Linked DNA regions of Homo sapiens: region 1 is linked to region 2. The links are chromatin loops, found by intact Hi-C in ENCODE. Cell type or tissue: Calu3. All regions are shown on one strand.

Region 1 (8,000 bases), 150 kb before region 2:
CATATGATGCTATATAGAGTCAGGTAGGAATTTGGTGTCTTATTGCTACAGAGTCTGTTTTGTCAGGCTTAAGATCTCTGTTTTAATGTTAATGCTGGTTCATTGTGCCTGAATTCCAAAGGGAGAAGAGTACAGTAAGGCGTGTCTGTCCTGCCCCCACCCCACCACATCATTTCCATCATGGCCAGAACCCAGAAATAGATTATCAGGTTTACTTTGGAATGCCCTTGGCCAAGAGGAGGATCCATCAGTCAGTTGAAAGGCTTAGAATTTTAATTTTGGTTTATATGGTAGAAGTTGTAGGAGGTCAAATTCAAGAGTTTTCTATATGTTTACCCAAACATATGGAAAACTATTCAGCTAATTCACCATGAAAGATGGTTGAATAGGAATAGCTCTGGACTGCAGCTCTCAGTGAGATCAATGAAGAAGGTGGGTGATTTCTGCATTTCCAACTGAGATACCCAGCTCATCTCATTGGGACTGGTTAGACAGTGGGTGAAGCCCATGGAGGGCAAGCTGAAGCAGGGTGGGATGTCACCTCACCTGGGAAGTGCAAGGGGTTGGGGAACTCCCTCCCCTAGCCAAGGGAAGCCATGAGGGACTGTGCTGTGAGGAACAACGCATTCCAGCCCAGATACTACGCTTTTCCCATGGTCTTCGCAACCCGCAGACCAGGAGAATCCCTCAGGTGCCTACACTACTAGGGCCCTGGGTTTCAGGCACAAAACTAGGCGGCCATTTGGGCAGACAGCGAGCTAGCTGCAAAAGTTTTTTTTCATACCCCAGTGGTGGTATGAAATTGGGGCAGTAATTAATAGCCTACCAACAAAAAAAGCCCAGGACCAGACAGATTCACAGCCGAATTCTACCAGAGATACAAAGAGGACCTGGTACCATTCCTTCTGAAACTATTGCAAACAGTAGATAAAGAGGGACTCCTCCATAACTCATTTTATGAGGCTAGCATCAGCCTGATATCAAAACCTGACAGAGATACAAAAAAAAAAAAAAAAAAAAAGAAAGAAAATTTCAGGTCAATATTCCTGATGACATCGATGCAAAAATCCTGAATAAAATACTGGCAAACTGAATCCAGCAGCACATCGAAAACCTTATCCACCACAATCAAGTCAGCTTCATCCCTGGGATGCAAGTCTGGTTCAATATATGCAAATCAATAAACATAATCCATCACATAAACAGAACCAATGACAAAAACCACATGATTCTCAATAGATGCAGAAAAGGCGTTTGATAAAATTCAACACCCCTTCATGATAAAAACTCTCAATAAACTAGGTATTGATGGAATGTATCTCAAAATAATAAGAGCTATTTATGACAAACCCACAGCCAATATCATACTGAAAGGGCAAAAGCTAGAAGCATTCCCTTTGAAAACTGACACAAGACAAGGATGCCCTCTCTTACCACTCCCATTCGCATAGTATTAGAAGTTCTGGCCAGGGCAATCAGGCAAGAGAAAGAAATAAAGGGTATTCAAATATGAAGAGGGGAAGTCAAATTGTCTTTGTTTGCAAATGGCATGATTGTATATTTAGAAAACCCCATCATCTCAACCCAAAATCTCCTTAAGCTGATAAGCAACTTCAGCAAGATCTCAGGATACAAAATCAATGTACAAAAGTCACAAGCATTCCTATACACCAAAAATAGACAAACAGAGAGCCAAATCATGAGTGAACTTCCATTCACAATTGCTACAGACAATAAAATACCTAGGAATACAACTTACAAGGAATGTGAAGGGCCTCTTCAAGGAGAGCTACAAACCACTGCTCAAGGCAATAAGAGAGGAAACAAACAAATGGAAAAACATTCCATGCTCATGGATAGGAAGAATCAATATCGTGAAAATGGCCATACTGCCCAAAGTAATTTATAGTTTCAATGCTATCCCCATGAAGCTACCATTGACTTTCTTCACAGAATTAGAAAAAGCTACTTTAAATTTCATATGGAACCAAACAAGAGCCCATATCACCAAGACAACCCTAAGCAAAAAGAACAAAGCTGGAGGCATCACACTACCTGACTTCAAAGTATACTACAAGGCTACAGTAACAAAAACAGCATGGTACTGGTACCAAAACAGATATATAGACCAATGGAACAGAACAGAGGCCTCAGAAATAACACCACACATCTACAGCTATCTGATCTTTGACAAACCTGAGAAAAACAAGCAATGGGGAAAGGATTCCCCATTTAATAAATGGTATTGGGAAAACTGGCTAGCCACATGCAGAAAACTGGACCCCTTCCTTACACCTTATACAAAAATTAACTCAAGGTGGATTAAAGACTTAAATGTAAGACCTAAAACCATAAAAACCCTAGAAGAAAACCTAGGCAATGCTATTCAGGACATAGGCATGGGCAAAGAGTTCATGACTAAAACACCAACAGCAATGGCAACAAAAGCCAATGACAAAGTGGATCTAATTAAACTAAAGAGCTTCTGCACAGCAGAAGAAACGATCATCGGAGTGAAGAGACAACCTACAGAATGGGAGAAAATTTTTGCAATCTATCCATCCGACAAAGGACTAATATCCAGAATCTGCAAGGAACTTTTAAACAAATTTACAAGAAAAAAACAACCCCATCAAAAAGTGGGCAAAGGAAATGAACAGACACTTCTCAAGAGAAGACATTTATGTGGCCAACACATATATGAGAAAAAGCTCATCATCACTGGTCATTAAAGAAATGCAAATCAAAACCACGATGAGATACCATCTCATGCCAGTTAGAATGGCGATCATTAAAAAGTCAGGAAACAACAGATGCTGGAGAGGATGTGGAGAAATAGGAAGGCTTTTACACTGTTGGTGTGAATGTAAATTAGTTCAACCATTGTGGAAGACAATGTGGTGATTCCTCAAGGATCTAGAACCAGAAATACCATTTGACCCAGCAATCCCATTACTGGGTGTATACCCAAAGATTATAAATCATTCTACTATAAACACACATGCACATGTATGTTTATTGCAGCACTGTTCAGAATAGCGAAAACTTGGAACCAACCTAAATGCCCATCAATGATAGACTGGATAAAGAAAATGTGGCATATATACACCATGGAATACTATGCAGACACACAAAAAAGTATGAGTTTATGTCCTTTGCAGGGACATGGATGAAGCTGGAAACCATCATTCTCAGCAAACTAACATAGGAACAGAAAACCAAACACCGCATGTTCTCACTCATAAGTGGGAGCTGAACAATGAGAACACATGGACACAGGAAGGGGAACATCACACACTGGGGCCTGTCAGGGGAGGGATGGCATTAGGAGAAATATCTAATGTAGATGAGAAGTTGATGCGTGCAGCAAACCACCATGGCAGGTGTGTACCTGTGTAACAAACCTGCATGTTCTGCACACGTATCCCAGAACTTAAAGTAAAATAATAACAATAATAATAATAATAATAAAGAAAACTACTCACTAACGAGAGAGGATGAGGCCCATATGCAGAAAAATATATAAAAACAAAAGAGACTGAAAGAGAGTCCTGGCAGCACTGGGTCCACAGTTCCAATTGGGTTTTATTATATCGTGTTGACTTGGCTGACTCCTTAAGAGATGTAAGTGATCCTTCTTAAGAGATGTGAGGAATTAAGTTAGAACATACTGATTATCTGTAAAACATTCCTTGTGGGCTTCAGGTTGAGCAAGCTTGTGCTGTTTGAACTTGGGGTGTGGAAAATTACACCTAAGAAATTTCCCTTTCATTGTTAGTACAAGTCAGTACGCAGGAAGCTGCTTGGGAAAAGATGCAATGGGGTGTGCCTTGTGATGATTCCTTTCTTTTCATTCACAAGAACCTGGCGCAGCTTACCCTCTGTAGGCACTGGCTGAGTACAGTACAAAGCCAGCAAACCAAGCCAGAAAGCCCATGACATATTAATAGCTCCATGAACTGCAGCTGAGAAAGGTGCCACTAGTTCAATAAAACCAAAGCCATAGAAAGAGAGGGTGAGGGTAGAGGAAAGGAACTGGGCTCTAGATCAGCGTCATAGGATATTAATAGCCAGGGTCTTTAAACTGGGGCACTACTTACCCTGCAGGTGCACCAAAATTAAGGTGTATGTGGCCACAAGTAGTTTTAGGGAAAACAAGTTCCAGACCCTCAATTTCCATAAAACTCTCCCTGAGAATATGCTGGGTTGTCCTTTTCAAACTTTGCTTAGGAAAAGAAAATCTTTCTCCCACTTTACATAAGAAGGAACTCCAAAGAGAGAAGTGTGGGGTGGTTATGGTGGATGTGTGTGTGTGTGTGTTGTGGGGAAGATTTAAAATACCGATATGTACAAAGCCTCCTTTATTTAGGCACCAGTCAATGTTCACTTGCATATTTTGCACAACTTCAAGGAGAAATTTGCTGGAAATTACATCTTTAGTAGTGTTAGAGCCTGGAAACAGATACTCCAAAATATGCTGCTTTGAACTGGACTTTGAGCCTCATAGTCTCTCTGAGGCCCCCACCTTCCCCCATTTCTCCCAAAGCATAGGATGAAGTTGCTCTCTAAATTTCCTTATCTACCTAAAGTCTGGACCTACAAGAGAAGAAAACAAAAACCTTTGGTCTCTTCCATGAGTTTTCATTAACTGAACCCCGATGATGAGAAACACAAATTCTGCCAATGTATATTTACAGAGGTTAATTATAAGCCAATATGAATGACCACGGCCCATAGTTGCACAATCTCAAGAGGGCCTGAGAAAGCGCACCCGAGGTGGTTGGGCTACTGTTTGGTTTTACACATTTCAGAGAGACAGAAATTGCAAGTAAAATAATAAATCAATACATACAAAATTTGGCCTGAACAGGCAGGACATTGGTCCGGCCTGAACAGGCAGACGTCTTGAAACTGGGGCTTACAAATCATAGATGGGTTTTAGGGATTCTCAAGATGACAACTGAGAGAGTTAAACTGTTGTATAAACACTTGAAGTCGGTAGAAAGAAATGCTTGAGTTAAGATACAGAGGGTCTGCTCTCTGTCGTGTGATGCTATACTAAAGTCGGGTTGGAAAGGAATCCACATTATACCAGGTTAATAGCAAACCAGAATCTATGGTTTCTAGGGTGTGATTCCGAAGGTCCCTTAGATAGGAATTTGGGCAAAAGACAAAAGGTCAAAGTTCAGTCCTCAATGCATATCGCAGGAAGGAAGACTAACGTCTGTTAAAAAACCTGTACAGACTTTTGTCACAAACCATTGCCTGCTCTGCAGGCCTAATAGACTTTGTCCTAGACCATTGTATGTTCTGCAAGTCCACTGAATTCTGCCTAGTAATTACTTATTGTTCTTCAACAGAATTCCTCTTCTCCCTGTCCCATACCTAGTTTGCCAGGATCCATGCCTCTATTCTTTCTGTAACCTCAAGATGGTATATAAGCTTCTGCATTAGGAAGTTGGGACTTCATTCTGAAGGCTCCTGCGTCATGCAAAGCTATGATCAAATAAATTTGTATGCTTTTTCTCCTATTAATCTGCCTTTTATGAGTTGATTTTTTAGCGAACTTTCTGAGGTTGAACGGGAAACTTTCCCTTTACCTATATAGCAACTATTTAAATTTGTGATGAAAAATTGAAATGTCAACTTATAAATATGCAAATCAATATAAACAGCTCTCACTTTGCTCAGTAGTGTGGCGTCATAAAAATAACTGTGCAAGCGAAAAATGTGCAATCTCAATAATCAATGGGAAGAATCACAATTGTTAACATGACCGCTAAAAATTTTGGTCAAAACATTAAAAACTCTCTTACTCTCGGTTATAAATGTATAAAACTAATACTTAGTATACTGCAACTTAAACACTAGAACATTCAGAATTTAAAACACTGAGAAGTAGAAAACTTATCAAGTGTAGCTTGAACAGTATTTGCCCTCTTATAAAACAGTGAACATCTTTTCCTTGTCTTGGTGATGTGAACCATATATAAAATCTTAAGCACATCCAACCGACTGAATGGATTCCTCCTCTAGAAGGGAAATCAACCAAAGTAAACCTCAGAAACTAGTTCTGGCCATGATGGGAAGGGGGAGTCAGACATTTCTCATTGTACTCTCCTCCCTTTGCAATTCAGGCACAGCTGACTGCATTCGTATTACAACACATCTTAAGACTGACAAAACAGACTCTTTGTAGCAATAAGACACCAAATTCCTACCTGATTCTAGTATAGCATCACATAACAGCAGGACCTAAAATAAATGAAAGTATTTTATCCCAAAATATATTTCTTTGACATATTTTGAAATGGCCCTGGAAAGCTGTCTCTTGTGGGGAAAATCTACATTTTGTAGAGAATCCCCTTTCCTTTTCCAGGTCTTTTCCTGATCCAGGAGATATTAATTAAGAGTCTGGCACCTTTTTAAGTCTGATTAGAGACATTTACTGGACATTTACTGGAGGTTTCATCTGCATGATAAAACCTTGGTCTGCAAAACATCTTATTTTAACCCAGACATTCTTTTCTATTGATTCTAGGTCTTTAGATAATAACAACTCTTTCAGCCAGTTGCCAATCAGAAAATCTTCAACTCTATGTATGACCTGGAGTGTGCCCCCACTGCCCGCTCCCTGCCAGCCCTTTGAGTTGTTCCACCTTTTCAGACAGAACCAATGTACACCATCCATGTATTGGTTGATTTCTGCCTTTAACTTCTATCACCTTAAATTTTATAAAACCAAACTGTAACACAACCACCTTGGTTCTCAGGACCTCCTGGGGCTGTGTCACAGGACTTGGTCGCTCATATTTGGCTCAGAATAAACCTTTTTAAATATTTTACAGAGTTTGATTTTTTTTTTTTGGTCAACAGTGAATTGTCATACTCCTTTTTAAGTTTGTATCTGTTTCCAACATCTTATCCTGTGTGCTTTCCATGTTGTGAAATATCTCTGAGAGTTCTCTTCATGTGAAGTTTTTTTTTTGACTGCAACATTTCCTTTGGGACATCATCCTCTCTGTCGGGACTACTTTTTCATTTCTGTTAGTAAGTTTGCTACAAATTTTTCCCAATTCTTTTAAAAGGTATTGAAGTAAAAGGTACTATTTAAAAGGTATTGAAATGTTAACATCTATTATTATTATTGAAAGGTAAAAGGTATTATTTAAAAATATTGAAGTAAAGAAAGGAGGGATTAAAGATTTAGTTCAGGTGGCCCATAGAGATGCTTGATTTGTGAGGTTGTTTCATTTAGACCCTTTTATTTTATACCTAGGAAAATAAGGCTTGCTCTATCTCACACAGTTAGTTAATGTTGGAGTCTGGTCAGAAGGTAGGTATCTGCAGGTGGTTTGGTATATTATGGTATATTATTCTGTCATAATAAAGTAAATCTTCTGGTAGAGGCTCTTCCATCAGCCGGAAGAAAAAAAATCATTGGCTGTCAGAGTAGACAGGGTTGATGTCATTTGATATAAGATATGGATGGTAACATGGGCCTTCAAGGTAATGTTCTTGAAGGATAGGCTGAATTTGAGGTAATGTAGATGAAGGGGAGTGGGTAGTGGTTGAGGTCCTGTAGGGTCAGAATGATATGGATGTTAAGGGCAGAGTAAGGGGAAGAGCGTGGCTGTCACGGGGGTCAGGGTTGGCAATGCAGCATGGAGTCAACAATGTTTGTGATCTTCCCAAGGAGGGCATCCAGGTTGAGATCTCATTATGTAGAAGAAAGCATATTGGAAAATGAGGGAGGAATTAGGGCAGTACAGGAAAATGAGATAATAGACTGTCGAATACCTTAAATTCTATTTAATTCACAATATGTAAGGCACCGGAGTGTTGTAAGTGTCAAGGGGTGCAGCATCAGCAGAATAAAAGAAGTCAGGATTGTCACATGCGTCCGTGTGAACAGACCACCAATCAGGCTTTGTGTGAGCAACAAGCCTGTTTATTTCACCTGGGTGCAGGCGGGCTGAGTCCGAAAAGAGAGTCAGTGA
Region 2 (8,000 bases):
TATGTAACTAACCTGCACAATGTGCACATGTACCCTAAAACTTAAAGTATAATAAAAAAAAATAGAAGTAAATTTAAAAAAAAAAACAGTATTTTCCCTTAAAATTAATAAATTATGAATAAAATAATTGATGAACTTGATTACATCATAATTAGGTCTTTCTGTTGGATGAAGCATGTCATGGATAAAGTTTACAGACAGGTTACATACTGAGAGATGTTTAAATATCTAAAACCATGAAAGACCAATATTTAGCATGAGAAATACTTGCAAATCAACAAGAAGAAGAAGAAAGAAATCCCCGATTAAAAAAAAATGTGCTAAGGGCATGATTGGGTAATTTACAAAAGAGCAAATCAACAACAACAAGAAGACAGAAATCCCCAATAAAAAAGTGTGCTAAGGATATGATTGGGTAGTTTACAAAAGAGAAAATCCAAAAGGCTAGCAAACATATGAAAAACTGCTCTCAAACTCATTAGTAGTCACAGAAATGTAAATTAATCAATAATGAGACATTACTTTACACATGTTAAACTGGCAAAAAATGAGAAAGCTGGACATTGCCAAATGATAATGGGAATGTTGTGGCATCTTCCTGGGAGAGTAGAGACTGTTGCAGAGATCAGTCTAGCCGTCCTTAGTCCTAGTAAACATCCCCACACTTTATGACTCAGCGATTATACTTCTGGATAATCAACAAAAAGAAGTTCTCACACAGTATCCTGAGGTCACATTTTCAAGGAAGCTCATCATACTGTTGCTTTAGGTGGTGGAAATTAGAGATGATCTTGGTGTCCATTCAGTGAGAAAGAAAGAGATTGAAAATGGAGTATTCCTGTCATGAAGAACTATACAGCAGAAACAGTGACAGAGTACATATGCCTAGAGCAACATGAGTGGATGCTAGAAACCTATGTCTCACTTTTTAAATAGAAGGAAAAGAAACAGGAATGAAATCTGTAAATAATTTTATTGGCATAAATTTAAAATTCATGCACATGAAATACATATTTTGTAAAACAGACAATAAAAAGTTTCACATATTTTGTAAAAACATATAAAAGGATATATATTAAGCACATTAGAATGCTTGCCTATTCTGTGGAGGGGGGATTGGAGAAAGAAGTAGGAAGAGAAGTAAGAAGAAATGAATGAATAAAAGAAATTAAAAGAGGGGCCAGCGTGGACCTATGATAATAATGTGATTCTGAGGAGTATCATTGACTTATAGAGTAAATATATATAATAATATTATCTTTATATATAATTCTGCAATATACAACAAATATATTGTAGTATAATTATATTATAATAGCACATGAATATATACAATTTATATAATACATAAAATATAGCATAATTATATATACTACGTTATATAATGTATATAATTACATGTCACAATCATCTCTTTGTATGTCCATGAAGGGTTGGTTCCAGGGTCCCTGCACTGTGGATATCAAAATCCGTGCATGCTCAGGTTCCTCATATAAAGTAGTATAATATTTGCATATAACTTATACACATCCTCCCATGTATTTTAAATCACCTCTAGATTACTTGTTATACCTAATATAACAAGTTAGGAGGCTTTTAGGGCAATCTTGAATGAAGTGGTGGTTTGGGTTAAAATTCTATCAGGAGAAATAATGAGTTGTAGTCTGACTCAGGCATCTTTGGAGGACTGACTGATTGATTGGAGGTGGTGTATAAGGAAAGGAAGGAAACCAGGGACAAGTTAAATCTGAGATTTAATGTGTCATATAATCAAGTGGAGATGTCAACTAGGCAGCTGATTGTAAGAGACTGGAGGTCTTTGATGAGGCAGCAGCTGGAAAAATAACTATAACTACTGTAATGCTTAATTTTTCTGAAGGATTGAGAGTTGATCATACAGTTTCCATGCTTTTGGAAAATCTTTCTAAAATATACATCCTTCATAATCCAGTAGAGTATATACTCAGTGCATATAAGCATGTCTTCAATTAATAGTGGTGATTAAGTGATTAATTCACAGTTCATTATACTTACATTTGATATACTTACATTTGATATGATTGAGGCAAATCAATGGGCAAAGTACTTACTAGGGCAATTTCTTCATCTATAAAATGAGTATAACAATATTATCTTGCAGGGTTGTTATAAAAATAAGAATAAATGTATGCAAAATACCTGGTGAATAGTAGGTATCAATGTATAATAACTTTTTTGTAGATTATATTCTAGTCAAGGTAGAGCTAACTATAAGGCAATCTGAGCAACTTTCTCTGAAATGAAGGGGCTCCAGATGAAACTTTCTCAGTCTAAGTGACATTTCAGGAAATAATACTCAATAGGCTAACATTTCCTTTCAGAGTTAAGGCAATGGCTCTCAGCAACCTAGGGTTTATTTAATTTTTACCTTGCATACAATACCTGTATTATTGGCCTCAAGAAGTCCAATACTAACTTTGTTTTGGTATGTATTTGTATTAGTCAGGATTCTCCACAGAAACAGAACAACAAATAAAACGTGTGTGTGTATGTAGTGAGAGAGAAAGAGAGAGAGAGAAGGGGGGCGGGAGAGAGAGAGAGCAGAGAGAGAGAGAGAGAGAGACATTTTAAGGAATTGGCTCATGTGATTGTGGGGGCTAACAATTCCAAATTCTGGGTAAGTCAGCAGGCTGGCGAGAAGACTTAATGTTGTAACTTGAGTCCAAGGGTAGCCTGGAGGCAGAATTTCTTCCTATTTGGAGGACCTCAGTCTTTTTCTCTCAAAGCCTTCAACTGATTGGAAAAGGTTCACCCACATTATGAGGGGTAGTCTGCTTTATTGAAAGTCTCTGATTTAAATATTAAGCTCATCTAAAAACAGCTTCACAGCAACATCTAGACTGGTGTTTTACTCAATATATAGGTATTGTAGCCTAGTCAAATTGACACATAAAATTAACCATCACAATGTTCATTACTGGGGTTTAACAAAGGTGGTACTATTTATTTCATACAGCTGAAAAAGAAAACATCCAGCAACTATATGAAAGAAAGCTTCAGTTTTTAAAATTCCAAAACAGGGCAAGCTCACTCATTCCACATCAGTGTCTTTAGTGTCTTCAACCATTTCCTGCCAAGGTGAGATTCTACAAACTCATAGTTTTTCTTAATACTACAAGCTTTCTTTCTACGCACTCCTCCTTCTCCTCCACTCCCATCTTATCAAATATAGGTGTAAGCACTGATGAAATATAGGTGTAAGCACTTTTAAAAGAAATGTCTCTATAAAGAAGAAAACATTATAAGCAGAAGGGAGACTATATTTAAACAGACAGTACTAGATATCACACACGTTGGTAATTGTACCACAGAAAAAGGCATAAAACAGAGAAGAAGACAACAATAAAACAACAATAAAAAGCTTCTTTCCAGTGCTTTCTCCTCAAACAGGCCATGAAATGGTCACCACCGACCTATGGCCAAGAAATGACTTGGGGAAGTGAGAGTTCCAGGTCAGCCTCATTGCATGGCAGTTCATATTTTACTCTTCAATGACTTTGAAAGGAACTGACTAATTTGAACCAAACGTAGCAAATTATTACCAAACCCCAGCATGCATCATCATGCTTATTTATTTTCAAAACAGAATACTTTTAATCACTGAGAGATGTTTTGGGCACATAGGACATAGTCTGGCTATGTTTACTACACAAATATTTTTAAGCCCAATTATCAATTATCAGTAAACCCAAGTATTTCCATTAATTCTGTGGGCAAAGACATTAAGGCAATATGACAAATATTTTAAGGTGAGCAAAAGTTTCACCTCCAGTTACCTGGGCAGGAAGTGTGGACAAACCAGTTTGGTTCTATTGTGCTGGTGGTTGCGAGGAAGAAATCATACCATAGCAGAGTTTCAATATGCCTTAAACATAGTATGATTCCTCACACATTTGAAAGATATTCCATTCATTTCAACAATGTTTACTGAGTTCCTATCATGTTCAAAGCCCTGAACTAGGTGGAGGTCGTGGTTTGGGGGAAGATTTACAGATGGGTAAATCATAGGCTCTACTCTTCTCATAATTAAAATTTAGAAGGAAGCATAAAAGCAGTATGTCATATAAGACAAAATATAGTCAGAAACCTAAGAACAGAAATATTTGTGTAGTGGTTTATTGGCCAAATGTCTTTTTGTACTTTAAGAAGAAGAAGGGTTGGGACAACCAACCTCGATTACCTTTGAAAAAGTTGCTCAATGGCCAAGAATCTTGGATAAACTCAGCTTATTTTGAAAATAGTCTCCAGCGCTAACAACAAAGCCTTCCCCATCACTTCATTCTGTTCTTGGTCTTCCTGATTTAGATCTCCAGTGAGATTTTAGAAATCTGCTTCTGTAAGTGGCATTAGGCCATCAGGTGCCTGACACTGCTAATACCTTTGGGAGGCCCAGGCTGCACCCTGGCTTTCCAAGAACACAGAATGCAAAATGAATACTGAATGCCATCAAACATTCTGGGTGCCCTCCACCTTGTCCTTGACCTGATGTGAGCCTGCATCTCTCACCTATCCTCTGTTTCCTTGGTCTGCCCTGGGCCAAAGCCAAGAGCTCCTTGCTTTTTTTTTTTTTTTTTTTTTTTTTTTTTTTGAGTCACTACCAAACTTGTTGACTTTGGCCTTTCCTTGTGATAATTTTCAGTTTAACTGTTTGTTCTGGCCACAGAGATTTCAGTCTAGCTTACAAACTACTTTTATTGTATAACTCAGGGTTTAGGCCAGATTGGTAGCTGGCTCCAGTTACACACCCTGGCTAATGATTCAACAGCTATTGTGTTCCTGGGAAGCTTCTGGTTAGAACTGGATGAAATGATGTGACGTCAGTGGCTGCCAAACTGCACAATTCTTTAGTTTACGTTTCAGTTTAAAGTGATTATAAAGTTATTTTGGGCACTTTTTTTGAGGGACCTTGACACTTGCCACAAAAAACAAAGCCAGATGTTTTTCAGGATTTGATTCCTCTCCACTCATCTCTGTCCCAGTCAGGAACTCAAGGACACCTGCCTTTGGAACTTAAACTTTGATGATGCAATTCATATAAAGTTCAGAATGTCCAGGTTCAAACAGGGCTACATCCATACTAGCGATTCATTAAAGATTTTGGGGGAGAATATATCTCTCCACTGCCTCTTACCATTTTTCCCTAACATTTCCTCCATTCAGTTAATCACTCAATTATTCATCAAATATTTATTGAGTGCTTGCTATGTGCCAGAGACTGTTCTGGGTACAGGGAATGTATCAGGGAATAAAAGTAGCACAAGTTCTGTTCTCATGAAGCTTATACCCCTTAAAATATACAGGGTTAAAGACAGTAAATACCTTGGCGAATTATACATTATTATAAATGGTTATAATTGATATAAAGAAAAATAAGGTAGGGAAAGGGAAAAGGAGGATGAGGCCAAAAGGAGATGTGGATTTGAATAGGGTACTTCTTTGTTAAAACACTGGGCTATTACGAAGGATTGGCAAAAAAAAATTGAGAAAGAATGGCCAGTGAGGTAGGGGGTAAACAAGAGGAGGGTGGTTTTGGTGGTCACACCACTTTGGGAAACTGTTTGACAATATCTTCTAAAGCTAAATATGACCCTGTGGCTCTACAACTGTACTCCTGGCTATGCACCCAGCAGAAACGAGTGCTTATGTGCAAAAAAAAGAAAAAAAAAAGAAAAGAAAACTGGGAAAACTAAAAACATGTACAAGAATGTTCTTAAGAGCTTATTCACAATAGCCAAAAATTAGAAACAGTCCGAATATTTATTCATGGTAGAAAGGATAGACATGCTGTGATATAATTGTACAATGGAATATAAAGTAGAAATGAAAAAGAATGAACTACTGCTACACTCAAACAACATGGATGGATCTCACAGAAGTATACTGCATGAAAAAATCTAGACACAAGAGTGTATATTGTATGAGTCCATCAATATATTTAAAAATATTTAAGTTATTTTAAATTTTAAAATTTAAAAATAGACAAAACTAATCTGTGGTGATAAAGTAGAAAATAGACATTACCTTTGGGGAGACAGAGACTGAGAAGGGGCATAAGGGAGCCTGTCAAGGACTGGTGTTATTCTTATCTTGATCAGAGTAGTGCTAAAGTGCTATATATTTAAGATCTGTGCATGTCACTGTGTACAAGTCATACATATATATATATACTATGAAATACTATGCAGCCATAAAAAGGAATGAGATCATGTCCTTTGCAGGTACATAGATGAAGCTGGAAGCCATCACCTTCAGCAAACTAACACAGGAACAGAAAACCAAACACCACATGTTCTCACTCATAAGTGGGAGTTGAACAATGAGAACACATAGACACAGGGAGGGGAACAACACACACCAGGGCCTGTAGGCAGGAGGGATGTGGGCCTGTAGGCAGGAGGGGTGGTGAGGGGAGGGAGAGCATCAGGACAATTAGCTAATGCATGCAGGGCTTAAAACCTAGTTGGCAGGTTGATAGGTTCAGCAAATCACCATGGCACATGTATACCTATGTAACAAACCTGCACATTCCACACATGCATCCTGGAACTTAAAGTAAACAAAATTAAAAATAAAAATAAAAAGAATTTTAAAAATAAAAATAAAAAAAATTAGAAGTAGAATTGGGAACAGGGACTGGGAACAATTCTTTCATTTTTTTTCCCCTTAACACTAAGTTTAAGTTCTAAGTACATAGACTGTTAAGACTGGGAGATGATTTAAAAATCATCCTGTCCAAACTCCTTCCATAATAGTCAATGAAGCATGCTGCTTTCCTGTGGATGGAGTCTGGATATGTGGCTTTTTGGGTGTTGATCACTTTTCTATAAATTATTTTTGTTGACTTTTTCAATTATGGAAGTCAATAGGTAAAGTACAGCAAAAAAGAGGGTAAACTTAAGGCATGATTTCTTTAAAGATCAAAGATATTGAAACGTGTTCCACATGGAGATGCGAAATTCCAACCAACTCCTCCCTGATGTTTTATTTATTTATTTATTTATTTATTTAGTTTTTTGAGACGGAGTCTCGCTCTGTCGCCCAGGCTGGAGTGCAGTGGCGCGATCTCCGCTCACTGCAAGCTCCACCTCCCCGGTTCACGCCATTCTCCTGCCTCAGCCTGCCGAGTAGCTGGGACTACAGGCGCCTGCCACTACACCTGGCTAATTTTTTTTTTTTTTTTTTTTTGTATTTTTAGTAGAGACGGGGTTTCACCGTGTTAGCTAGGATGGTCTGGATCTCCTGAACCCGCGATCCACCTGTCTCGGCCTCCCAAAGTGCTAGGATTACAGGCGTGAGCCACCATGCCCCGCCGATATTTTATTTTTTAAAAGCACCATTTCTGAGTTGAGAAAGCATGTTTACGGTAGAAGGCATGAGGTGTGCCAACACAAATCCTGGATTATTCCAATCTAGGGGTTTCTCCATGTATGAAAGAAATATAAAAATCTTCTTAGCTTGAATTGCATCTTTTAAATATTTTTAGGCAAGCTGGTGTAAAGATAACATATCCAAGAATGGCTCCAAGTAATGTCATAACCCAACCAAACCACTCAACATGTGCTGGCCCTGGTGAGGAGCCTTACCTTTTATGTTGATTTGGAAATAATGACATAGCATAAACCGAGCCCTCTCTCTCTTGAAGCCAAACCAACTTCCAGAGCTACCACCTTTCCTTGCCAAAGAAAGCACCCTGAGCCACGTGAACCTTTCTTGCACAGTCCTCAACAGTGTGACGTGGCAACAGCGGTATGACTGAGAGCTTATGAATTGGGAAAAGGAGGTTGCTGGCCCAGAGGGAAACTTCTCCTGCCTTCTCTCTTGAGCACACCAAAGTTATGTAGGAAGGGAAGCCTTCTCTTCCCTCAGCAGGTACAAATTTAAAAAGGATAGAAACTGTCTGTGGTAGCTGCTGGCACAGGAGGGAAAAAGCTGTTTGTTTTGTAAGAATAAGATGGGGCAGG

What was found. Peaks named below come from ENCODE experiments on the same cell type or tissue, not always from the same donor. Only the 100,000 strongest peaks of a DNase experiment are listed, where the experiment ranks them.
Region 1: it touches region 2 in a loop (6-fold over the local background); 4 of 110 quality-filtered maps call a loop at or near these places.

What each region holds. Positions count from the first base shown.
Region 1 is chr1:173,124,749-173,132,748 of GRCh38, reverse strand. No RefSeq gene overlaps it. Among named protein-coding and RNA genes, the nearest start is that of TNFSF18, 78 kb to the right of the region's middle. In Calu3, no CTCF peak of the experiment used is centred here; a DNase peak (open chromatin) is centred at 4,748.
Region 2 is chr1:172,973,342-172,981,341 of GRCh38, reverse strand. No RefSeq gene overlaps it. Among named protein-coding and RNA genes, the nearest start is that of TNFSF18, 74 kb to the left of the region's middle. In Calu3, no CTCF peak of the experiment used is centred here; DNase peaks (open chromatin) are centred at 3,841 and 4,801.